Regions from separate parts of the Homo sapiens genome. Here region 1 is linked to region 2. Evidence: chromatin contacts called from ENCODE Hi-C data. All regions are on one chromosome and are shown on one strand. The core of a region is the stretch at or near the end of the contact, and the rest is flanking DNA. Distances in the headings are between cores, read along the strand shown.

What was found. Hi-C counts contacts between places; a loop is a spot of excess contacts on that map. Pooled maps may share reads with other maps.
Region 1: a loop to region 2 is called in a pooled map, with 5 times the contacts of the local background. The contact joins the enhancer-like site here to the promoter of BCLAF3 in region 2. A Hi-C loop is called at or near these places in 1 of 37 single-sample maps with no recorded cell type and 2 of 50 pooled maps.

What each region holds. Positions count from the first base shown.
Region 1 is chrX:19,862,081-19,866,709 of GRCh38, forward strand. The region is part of intron 1 of SH3KBP1 (SH3 domain containing kinase binding protein 1); the gene reads right to left. Among named protein-coding and RNA genes, the nearest start is that of SH3KBP1, 23 kb to the right of the region's middle. RefSeq lists enhancers at 476-1,082, 1,327-1,626, 1,997-2,046. Within about 2 kb of position 1,861, at least 5 of the 41 ENCODE cell types and tissues checked have a DNase peak (open chromatin) inside an H3K27ac peak, as active enhancers do.
Region 2 is chrX:19,989,126-19,994,063 of GRCh38, forward strand. BCLAF3 (BCLAF1 and THRAP3 family member 3) reads right to left here and starts at 1,936. Exons shown (of 12, transcript NM_001367774.2): 1 at 1,783-1,936. LOC729609 (a long non-coding RNA gene) reads right to left here and starts at 654. Exons shown (of 2, transcript NR_024440.1): 1 at 561-654. RefSeq lists silencers at 1,319-1,688, 1,759-1,808, 1,849-2,278.

The DNA of each region.
Region 1 (4,629 bases), core at 611-3,110, 130 kb before region 2:
CTCCTGTTACAGTTCTTCCAATAAATTCTTCATGATCTTGATCTCACCTGTTTAGAATTTCCACTGGAAGCTCCGCTCTTGTTTGCACCTGATCTGGGAGCAATGGTTTTGCCACCCATTGAATTTGCTCGGTTTTAATTTTTCAGTCAGAATTGTGTGAGCTGAACCAATTGAGATGTCTGTGGTGTTGGCTATTGTTTCTGTTGTTAATTGTCAGTCCTCTTCTATTAGGGCATAAACAAGATAAATTTTTTCCTCGAAAATTGATATGGATAGTCTGCCGCTGCAGACCTTATCTTCAACATTGTTTTGTCCTTTCTTAAAATGAGCTATCTATTTGTAAACTGCTAATTTCTTTGGAATATTGTCCCCATAAATTTTGTGTAAAGCATCAGTTATTTCACCATTCTTCCACTCAAGCTTCACTATAAGTTTGGTGTTTGTTCTTGCTTCAATTTTAGCAGAATTCATGTTGCTCTGATAGGGGCTCTTTCCAAACTGGTGTCTTATCTTTCTTAGTGCCTCAAACTAGATACTATTCAGACATGTTACAGCCAAGTTAGTGTGAGTTTATTTTGGTGCAAAAAAAAAAAAATTTAAATCCATGAATAGTTTTTTCATAATACCCATTTTCCATGAACTTGTTGAAGTCTCCTCATATAGCTCTGTATTACTTGGCTTTGATCCTTATCCTAAAAGAGGTCAGCTCACAATTGAAGTATCCAAATGAAAAACAAGCACTCCAGGGATGGTGGATCAGCATTTGAAAGACTAATCAGAGTCCATTTGCACCAGAGTTGGTTAATTAGCATGATGAAAACAAGCAGTGGCCCTCTGCTCTAGGAATTGGGTGAAAATATTGTGCCACCATCTCCATCCTCAGAAGAACCGCACAAAAGAATCTAGAAATAACAGCAGTCTGCCCCCTTCAGAGAAGAGGCCCAGGACTGTCAGGGGCCATTGTCAACCACTAAAGGAGGACCCTGTCCCCTCCCTGGGGGTTAGCTGAATCCCGGCACTGGAATACAGTGGCATCTGCCTTGAATGTCTCTTTCCCAAAAGGGGCCCGGCCAGAGGGCTCAAGCTTTGCTGAGCTTACAAAACAGACTGCAGTGTGCTCTCTTTTTTTTTTAAAGAGACAGGGTCTTGCTCTGTTGCCCAGGCTGGAGTACAGTGACAGGATCATAGCTCACTACAGCCTTGAACTCCTGAGCTCAAGTAATCCTTCCACCTCAGCCTCCCAAGTAACAGGGACTATAGGTATGTGCCACCACGCCCAGCTAAAGCAGGGCTCTCTTCATGCCTGCTTACTAACAAGTGTCTGAATGAGTGGCCAAAACGTGTCTGAGACTTGCTTTCACTGTAACATACCTCCCAGTCATGGGACCGTGGGAAAGGATGCACAAAGCTCCCACGTACTATTTCTCAAAAGAACTTGTCAGTTCTTCAAAGTCCAAACCAGTTTAAGTTCACAACAGATTATTTGTTAGAATTCTTGAGAACACATTTAAGGCTCTGTGAGCCTGTACCAGACCGGTTTACATTCTCCAGAGCAGAGCCCTCCTGGGACGGGGTCCCCAGCTGGGCTGCTGCTCTCTCCAGAGAGAGTTGTTTGGACAGTGACACCCAACACCCCCCAACCTCCCTCGGGACACCAAGTGGCCACAATGAACCCCTGAGGCTTTTAGTGGCAAGAGTGCACTGGATGTCCAAAAAGTAAGCAAATAAATTTGTTTAGCCCAGCGTCTAAGTTGACTCAACAGTAGAATCAATCACAAAGCCTACAAACAAAAAAGCCCATGCTTTTATTTTCTTTGGGGCCAGATGTAATCAACCCCATCTTCTATTTTCTCTCTCCCAAGGGGCAGACTCGTCTATCATTTCCTGTCCTCATCCCCCTGCTTCCTCATTCCTCGCTCGCTGGCCAGCCCAGCTGCTACCAGTCATCCTAACTCCCTGCTCCCCTTCACAGCCATCCATCCCCAGGCTCTAGCAGCCCCTGGTAAGAGTCTCAGCTGGGATCATCAAAACTCCAGGACCACCCTACAGAGAAACAAGGTATCTGACAAACTTCACAGTCTAGTGGTCTAAGAGAAACCCTCTCAACTTCCTGAAACTCTGCAAATATAGAAGCCATCTTCCACGTAGGCTGCCACCAAAATGATTGCCCCTTTGGCCCTACCCGACATGGAGATTTAGGAAAACAAAGTCCCTGGTGTGGATTGGCAGAACAACACCCCCCCACCCCCTGCAAAGATTTCCACATCCCAATCCCAAGCAAAAGGGAATGAAAGTTGCAGATGGAATTAAGGTTGCTCATCAGCTGGCCTTACAAAAGGAAGAGTCGCCTGGATTATCCAGGTGGACCCAATGTACCCACAAGGGTTCTTAAAAAGAGAGCGGGGGCACAGGAGAGAAGATCAAGTGACACAACCTGAAAAGGACCTGGGTCACTGTTGGTGGCTTTGAAGATGGAGGAAGGGGTCATGAGCCAAGGAATACGGGCTGCCTCTAGAAGATGGGAAATGGAAGGGAACGGGATTTTCCTTAGAGTTTCCAAAAAGGAATGCAGCCCAGTCAGCACTTTGATTTTAGCCCAGTGAGACCCACATCAAACTTCTGACCACAGAACTGTAAGACAGTAAAATCTGTGTTGTTTTAAGCCACTCATTTTATGGTAATTTGTTAGGGCAACAATAGGAAACGAATATACCTGGTTACCAGTACCACCGCTGCGTCTTTTGGACCTGACGGATAAGCGACTGTTAATGAAGTAAAACTCTCTATGCGGAGCCCACAGCACTTTCAAGTCACTTCCCCCGGAAGGCCGGCACCATGCCCCTAGCACTTATGTCCAAAGAAACCAGTGCCCAAGGACTGAAAACACACTGTGGTTTTGTGTCACAGGGCAACTTCTAAATAGAACACTTTGCCTGTGCCATTTTTGTGAGATATCTGCTTGACACAGATCTTTAAAAAGCAAACCCACTCAGAGTTATTTCTGTAACTGAAGGTGGGCAAGAATGGGGATAGTAAAATGAGACTATTACTTATGAAATGAGCAATGGAAGTTAGGCCTATTCTTATTTATCATTTAATGCATTAATCTGCACCTAAGTATGGTGATGACAATTTCCATTTCAGACCACCCAAAACCCACAGTGCATGGGTCTCGGCCTTGGTGGTGTTCTTTAATGGCCTCAAAGCTGTTTTATGCCAGTCTGTTCTTCTGGTTGTTTGGCTGGTGCCATAAACTCACAGCCAGAATTCATTCTTTGCAACGTATTTTTCTTGTGGTAAGTACCCTAAACCCACAGTGAAACAGAATCCTGCTTAATAGAGGGTGGAGGTGGAGGAGGGGAGCCATGTGAAGGTCAGCACTCCCTATTTCAATAGATTTGGATTCTCCTTCCAACTAGCTGGGAGTGGAGGTTCAAACCTTAACAGTGTTCAACTGACAAAGGTCTTGCTCAGTGATTCTTATTGCCCAAGCTTGAAAGTAGCTACGGATCACACAAGCTGGCCTAAAAATAAAAAGCAACGATTTCCAATGCCAGAACAGTGGGGCCATTTAAGCTCTATTTTTAGCAAGTCTCGGTTACCTGGGAAGCAGCATATGGCTCCTATAATTCTTCAAAGAGTGAGAGCATTAAAAGATTGAAGTGCCTGCGATGAATGGGCTGGTCCCCAAATGACTGTACACACACTGACCAAAGGAGACAGCCAACACCCCAGTTGACCCAACAGGCTTCCAAAGGGACCCACCTTCATGCTGCAATCTCTTAGCCATTAGCAACAGTTCAAATATTAAGCCAGATGACGGAGGAGTTTCCACTACCAATTTATGACATTGAAGACTTTGTGTTTTTGACAGGAGGGCATTTTCTAAGCAATTACTCCCTAGGGAGGAAGAAAAGAATCCTGAAGCAAAACACCAGGGACTGGTTCAAGCTAACATAAAGCAAGAGGAAAAAAGAAGAAAAACATCCCGCATTGCAGGGGGCCAGAGACACTTCCCTAAAATGCAGGATGAGAGCCCTGCTGCAGAAATGAGCACTCTGGCTCCCTTACCTCAAATCTACTGTGCCCAACCCAGGGCACCCAAATGTGCCTCTTTACTCACCCAGGAGGAAGTGTGGCAAGCCTGAAAGCTGACCACAACTAAGGAAGATAAAGGAGAAGATTTCTTCTATGGTAGAACCATGGCAGGGAAACTTTGGAGGGGACAGTAAAACAAGCTAGCCCCTCAGCTACCCTGAAGACAGGGCACGCGCTTTACAAGGGGCTGATCATATAAATGGGTCTTTTCTTGGCAAGTTCAATGCAAAAGAAACTTCTGAGGGCTGGATGCGGTGGCTCATGCCTGTAATTGCAGCACTTTGGGAGGCCGAGATGCCAGGAGTTTGAGACCAGCCTGGGCAACATAACGAGACCTCCATCCCTACAAAAAAATTAAAATATTAGGCAGGTATGGTGGTGCACACCTGTGGTCCCAGCTACTCGGGAGGCTGAGGCAGGAAGATCGCTTGAGCCCAGGAGTTTGAGGGTACAATGAGCCATGATCACACCACTGCACTCTAGCCTGCGCAACAGAGCGAGACCCTGTCTCTTTAAAAAAAAAAAAAGAAA
Region 2 (4,938 bases), core at 686-3,185:
ATTCACATTAAAAAAAAAAAAACCCTTATGTGCATACTCTGCCCAATAATTCTATCATCTAGGAATGTACACTTAGAAAGTAATCATGGGCCGGGCGCGGTGGCTCACACCTGTAATCCCAGCACTTTGCGAGGCCGAGGCGGGCAGATCGCTGGAGGTCAGGAGTTTGAGACCAGCCTGGCAAATATGGTGAAACCCCATCTCTACTAAAAATACAAAAATTAGCCGGGCATGGTGGCACACGCCTGTAGTCCCAGCTACTCGGGAGGCTGACACAGGGGAATCACTTGAACCCAGGAGGTGGAGGTTGCAGTGAGCCGAGATCGTGCCACTACACTCCAGCCTGGGCGACAGAGTGAGATTCGAAAGTAATCATAGATATGCGGACTTTTACATTTACCCAACAATGTATTTTAATAGGGAAGAACTGAGAATGACCAATGAAATAAATTATAATATTACAGCCATATAATGGCATGCTATCTAGTCAGAAAAAGATAATTACAAAAGAGAATTCACTTTAGAAAAACTCATGTATTAAGCTCTGCATAGAAAAAGACTGGAGGTGTATAACCACATTCACAATGGTTACTTGGAATGGGGAAACCATATTCACCATGGTTACTTGGAACTTGGAATAGTGAAACAACGTATCTTCATTGTGATTTCTATCTTAGAAATGTGTATAAATGGCTAAATGTTCCTATATATAAAAATGTTTCTAATAAGACGTTTTAAAGGTTTCTTGGGGGTGACTGAAACAGCTGTGATTTCAAAATAAAATTTTAGTAGCCATTTAAAAAAAACATTAAAAATAAAACATTGCTATACCATTACCATTAAAATACCAATGAAAAATAAAGTCCTCGTTATGAATCTGCAGCAAAACCTTTCTTTTCAAATTCTGCTCTGTCGTTTGGACCTGTTCACATTCAGAAAAATGCTAAAAAGGCTGCCTGGCGAGGAGCCTAAAGAGGCCTTCCTGATTTCTACCTGCAGTTTGTAATTTGTTCCAGGAAAAAAAAAAAAAAAAAAAAAGGCAATCACCTAATAGGTAGTTCGAAAAGCACCTGAGTAGGAAAATATTTACGGGGTAGGTTTCTCTCCCATTTCTTTCCCTCGAGACCTACCAACAGGACAGTCCTGACAGCGACTGGCCCAGTTTCCCAATACAACCCAGAGAAGCACAGGAGATGCGCCAATTTTCAGGAGACGCTTCTAAAAAGACAAGTTTTACTTTACAATGCAGGATAATGAGCAGCCTTCACTACTCATTCTCGACGTTAACAGAGGAAGATGCCGCTGCGCGGCAGGAGCGCCTCACCAGGACAAAGCGGGGTACGGGGGGGTCCTCGGTTCAGGCCCCGCAGGCGACGCGTCCAGGGCCGCCTCGAGGACAAGGGCACCGTCCCCGGACACCGCCTTCCCGGCCCCCGCCCTCTTAACAGATGCAGGGAACCGCGGGGACCGCAACCTGCCCGACGACGGCGGAGGATCAGGGTCGCGGCAGCAGGTGCCCGGGTCGCCGTGCCTGTCGAGGGACCTCAGGGGCGCCGGGCAGCTGTCCCCTGGAAACCCGCGCCGGGTCGCCGCGCCCAAGGGAAGGCGCTGACCGAGGGACCTACGGGGCGCAGAGGAGCTGTCCCAACAGAACCCGAGTCGGACCGCCGCATCCTCCCCGCTGCCCCATCCGCCACCCCGAGAACCGCCCCTCCTGGGTGGCGGACACGCCCTCCCTGCGGGCCCAGGCCTCCTCGCCCCGCCTCCCCCCGAGCCGCTCACCCGGCCGGGAAGCCCCCGCCGCCGCCGCCGCCGCCGCCGCCGCCGCCGCCGCCGCCGCCGCCGCCGGCCCCTCGGGCCTCGCCCCTCACTCTGCCGCCGCCTCCCACAGCAGCGACACCCCAGCCACCTCTGCCGGGCCGCGGGACCCGGAACCACTTCCTTCCGGAACCGCCTCGCCCCGCCCCCACCCCGGCCCCGCCCACTGCTCGCGGCCTCGCACTGGGCCCGTTCTCCAGCCGACCCCTATCCTCTACTCTCCCGGCGAGGGTGCCCCGCCCGGGCTTCTCGGACCAGAGCGCTGCGCCCCCTGCCGGCCGTTCCCACTGCGGCCGCTCTGTCCAGGGCGCCTGCGCCCTCTGCCACCCGCCCGCCGGGTCCGGCTAGAGCGCCTGCGCCCTCTGCCGCCCTCTCGCCGGAAAGGAGGGGACCTAATGGGCGTTCCAGGTCCAGGGATCCTGGGGGTTAAGGCCCAGGGATTGGAGGTCACCCCTCAGTCATGGGCAGAACTTGATCCCGTGGGCCTTCCAGCTTTGTGCAGATCTCTAACCATTCACCTACCCTCTATCCATTTCCCACTCCTCAAATTAAGCATATTCCCGGAAAACAAAGCCTCCCCTCTGGACTTCCCAAATGGTCGGATGGTACCAACATCTATCCGTCATCCAATTCAAAAGATTGCCTCATCTCTGTCTACTCGCTTGGTTTCTCCCCTCCCACACTCCATGCACCAGCCTCAAAGGTAGTGTGTCTTCTTCACTCTTGAAGCTTTCCGCTTGACACTGATATTCTTTCTTCCCCTTGTGAAATAGCTCTTTCAGGCTCTGTGCCATCTGGTAGTAACACCTTTTGCCCTCCCTTGTCACTGTCACCTACTGACTGTCTGGCATTAGTTTTCCTCTCCATCTGATTTACTGCCATCCTCCCAATGAATCCAACATCCACAACCCAGCCTGGTTTCCTTCAGTTCCTCAATCCGAATGACCTTTACTTCTACTTTGTTCACCCGTAGTCTAGAAAATCTAGATATTCATCACTTGATACTGCTCCATCTCTAAAACCTTAAATGTTGAAATCCCACTACCCAACTTAAACCCATAGCCTTTGACTACAACCACTTTTTTATTTTTACTTATTTATTTATTTTGAGACAGAATCTCTGTCACCCATGCTGGAGTGCAGTGGTGTGATCTCGGTTCACTGCAACCTCTGCCTCCCGGGTTCAAGTGATTCTCCTGCCTCAGCCTCCTGAGTAGCTGGGATTACAGGCTGCGCCACCATGCCCGGCTAATTTTTTTTTTTTTTTTAGTAGAGACAGGGTTTCCCCATGTCGGCCAGGCTGGTCTCGAACTCCTGACCTCAGGTGATCCTCCCGCCTCAGCCTCCCAGAGTGCTGAGATTACAGGCGTGAGCCACAGCGCACGGCCTATTTATTTATTTAGAGATAGAGTCTGGCTCTTGTCACCCAGGCTGGAGTGCAGTGGTGCGATCTCGGCTCACTGCAACCTCTGCCTCCCAGGTTCAAGTGATCCTCCTGCCTCAGCCTCCTGAGTAGCTGGGATTACAGGTGTGCGCCACCATGCCCGGCTAATTTTTGTATTTTTAGTAGAGACGGGGTTTCACCATGTTGGCCAGGCTGGTCTCAAACTCCTGATCTCAAGTGATCCGCCTGTCTCAGCCTCTCAAAGTGCTGGGATGACAGGCATGAGCCACCGCGTCCCGGCCTTTTTTTGTTGTTTTTTTTTTTAAGAGTCAGGGGTCTCACTTGGTCGTGGTCCTGGCTGGAGTACAGTGGCATAATCATAGCTCACTGTAACCTCAAACTCCTGGGCTCAAGTGACACTCCTGCCTCAGCCTCTAGAGTAGCTGTTGCAACAGACGTGCACCACCATGCCCAGCTAATTAAAAAAAAAATTTTTTTTTGTAGAGACAGGGTTTCGCCATGTTGCCCAGGCTGTTCTGGAACTTCTAGGCTCAAGTGATCCTGCTGCCTCGGCCTCCCTAAGTGTTGGGATTACAGGCAGGAGCCACTGTGCCCAGCCTTCAACCACTCTTGTAAGCAGAGCCCCCTGCTTTGCCCTTTGACTTGTCCTAACATTAAACTACCACTTAAAACTCCAGTCTGCATTTTCCATTCCTACGTCTACATTTCCAAACACTGCTTGGGCGGGGAGAAAGCCACACAACTATCAAAGAATGATGCCACTACAAATGTGTGGATGCCCACCACAGTGGAGAGCCTGATAGCACTTTGTAATCATTTTATGTGACCCTTTTATGTGATCTTTTTTCCAATAATTGCTGTTACAAACCCTTTTACCACTCTTTTTAAGCCTTATGCAAATGATCATTTTCCTTTCTTCATATATGACTTTGCTTCCTGTTTGGCAGGGAACATGCTTTCAAACAGCATACAAACTCTAGCCTCTCTTCCCCTTGTACACAATGCTCTGGTCATACTAAAGTTTTTGTAATGTAAGAATAAATAATGCTTTTTCTTTCTGGTTAAGAGGTGTGAGTCCTTTTTCACCTGCATATATATGGCCTCAATTCAGAAACATTTTCTTCCATTCTATCTTCAAGAATTGTTTCTGCTCCATTAGCTCTAATCTCTCTTTTAGGAAGAGCAATTAGCTGTATTAGTTCTCTGTTTTATTTTTTTATTTTTATTTATTTATTTATTTTTTTGAGACGGAGTCTCTCTCTTGTCACCCAGGCTGGAGTGCAATGATGCAATCTTGGCTCACTGCAACCTCCGCCTCCCAGGTTCAAGCAATTCTTCTGCCTCAGCCACCTGAGTAGCTGGGATTACAGGCACCCACCACCATGCCCGGCTACTTTTTGTATTTTTAGTGAAGACGTGGTTTCACCATGTTGGCCAGGCTGGTCTCGAACTTGTGACCTCAAGTGATCTACCCGCCTTGGCCTCCCAAAGTGTTGGGGTTACAGGCAGGAGCCACCGCACCGGCCTGTTTTATCATTTTCGTCTTTCATCCATTTCCAGCATTTCCAGTAGACCTCAAGTTTGCTTTATTGATACTGATATGGCTTTCTAAAGCATTATTTCTGTCTCTATTTTGACTCAAACTTTATTATTGAGATTTTTGTTTCTTTGTATTCTCTCCCGCCCGGTTCTCTCCCGTTACTGTAGTAATCTCC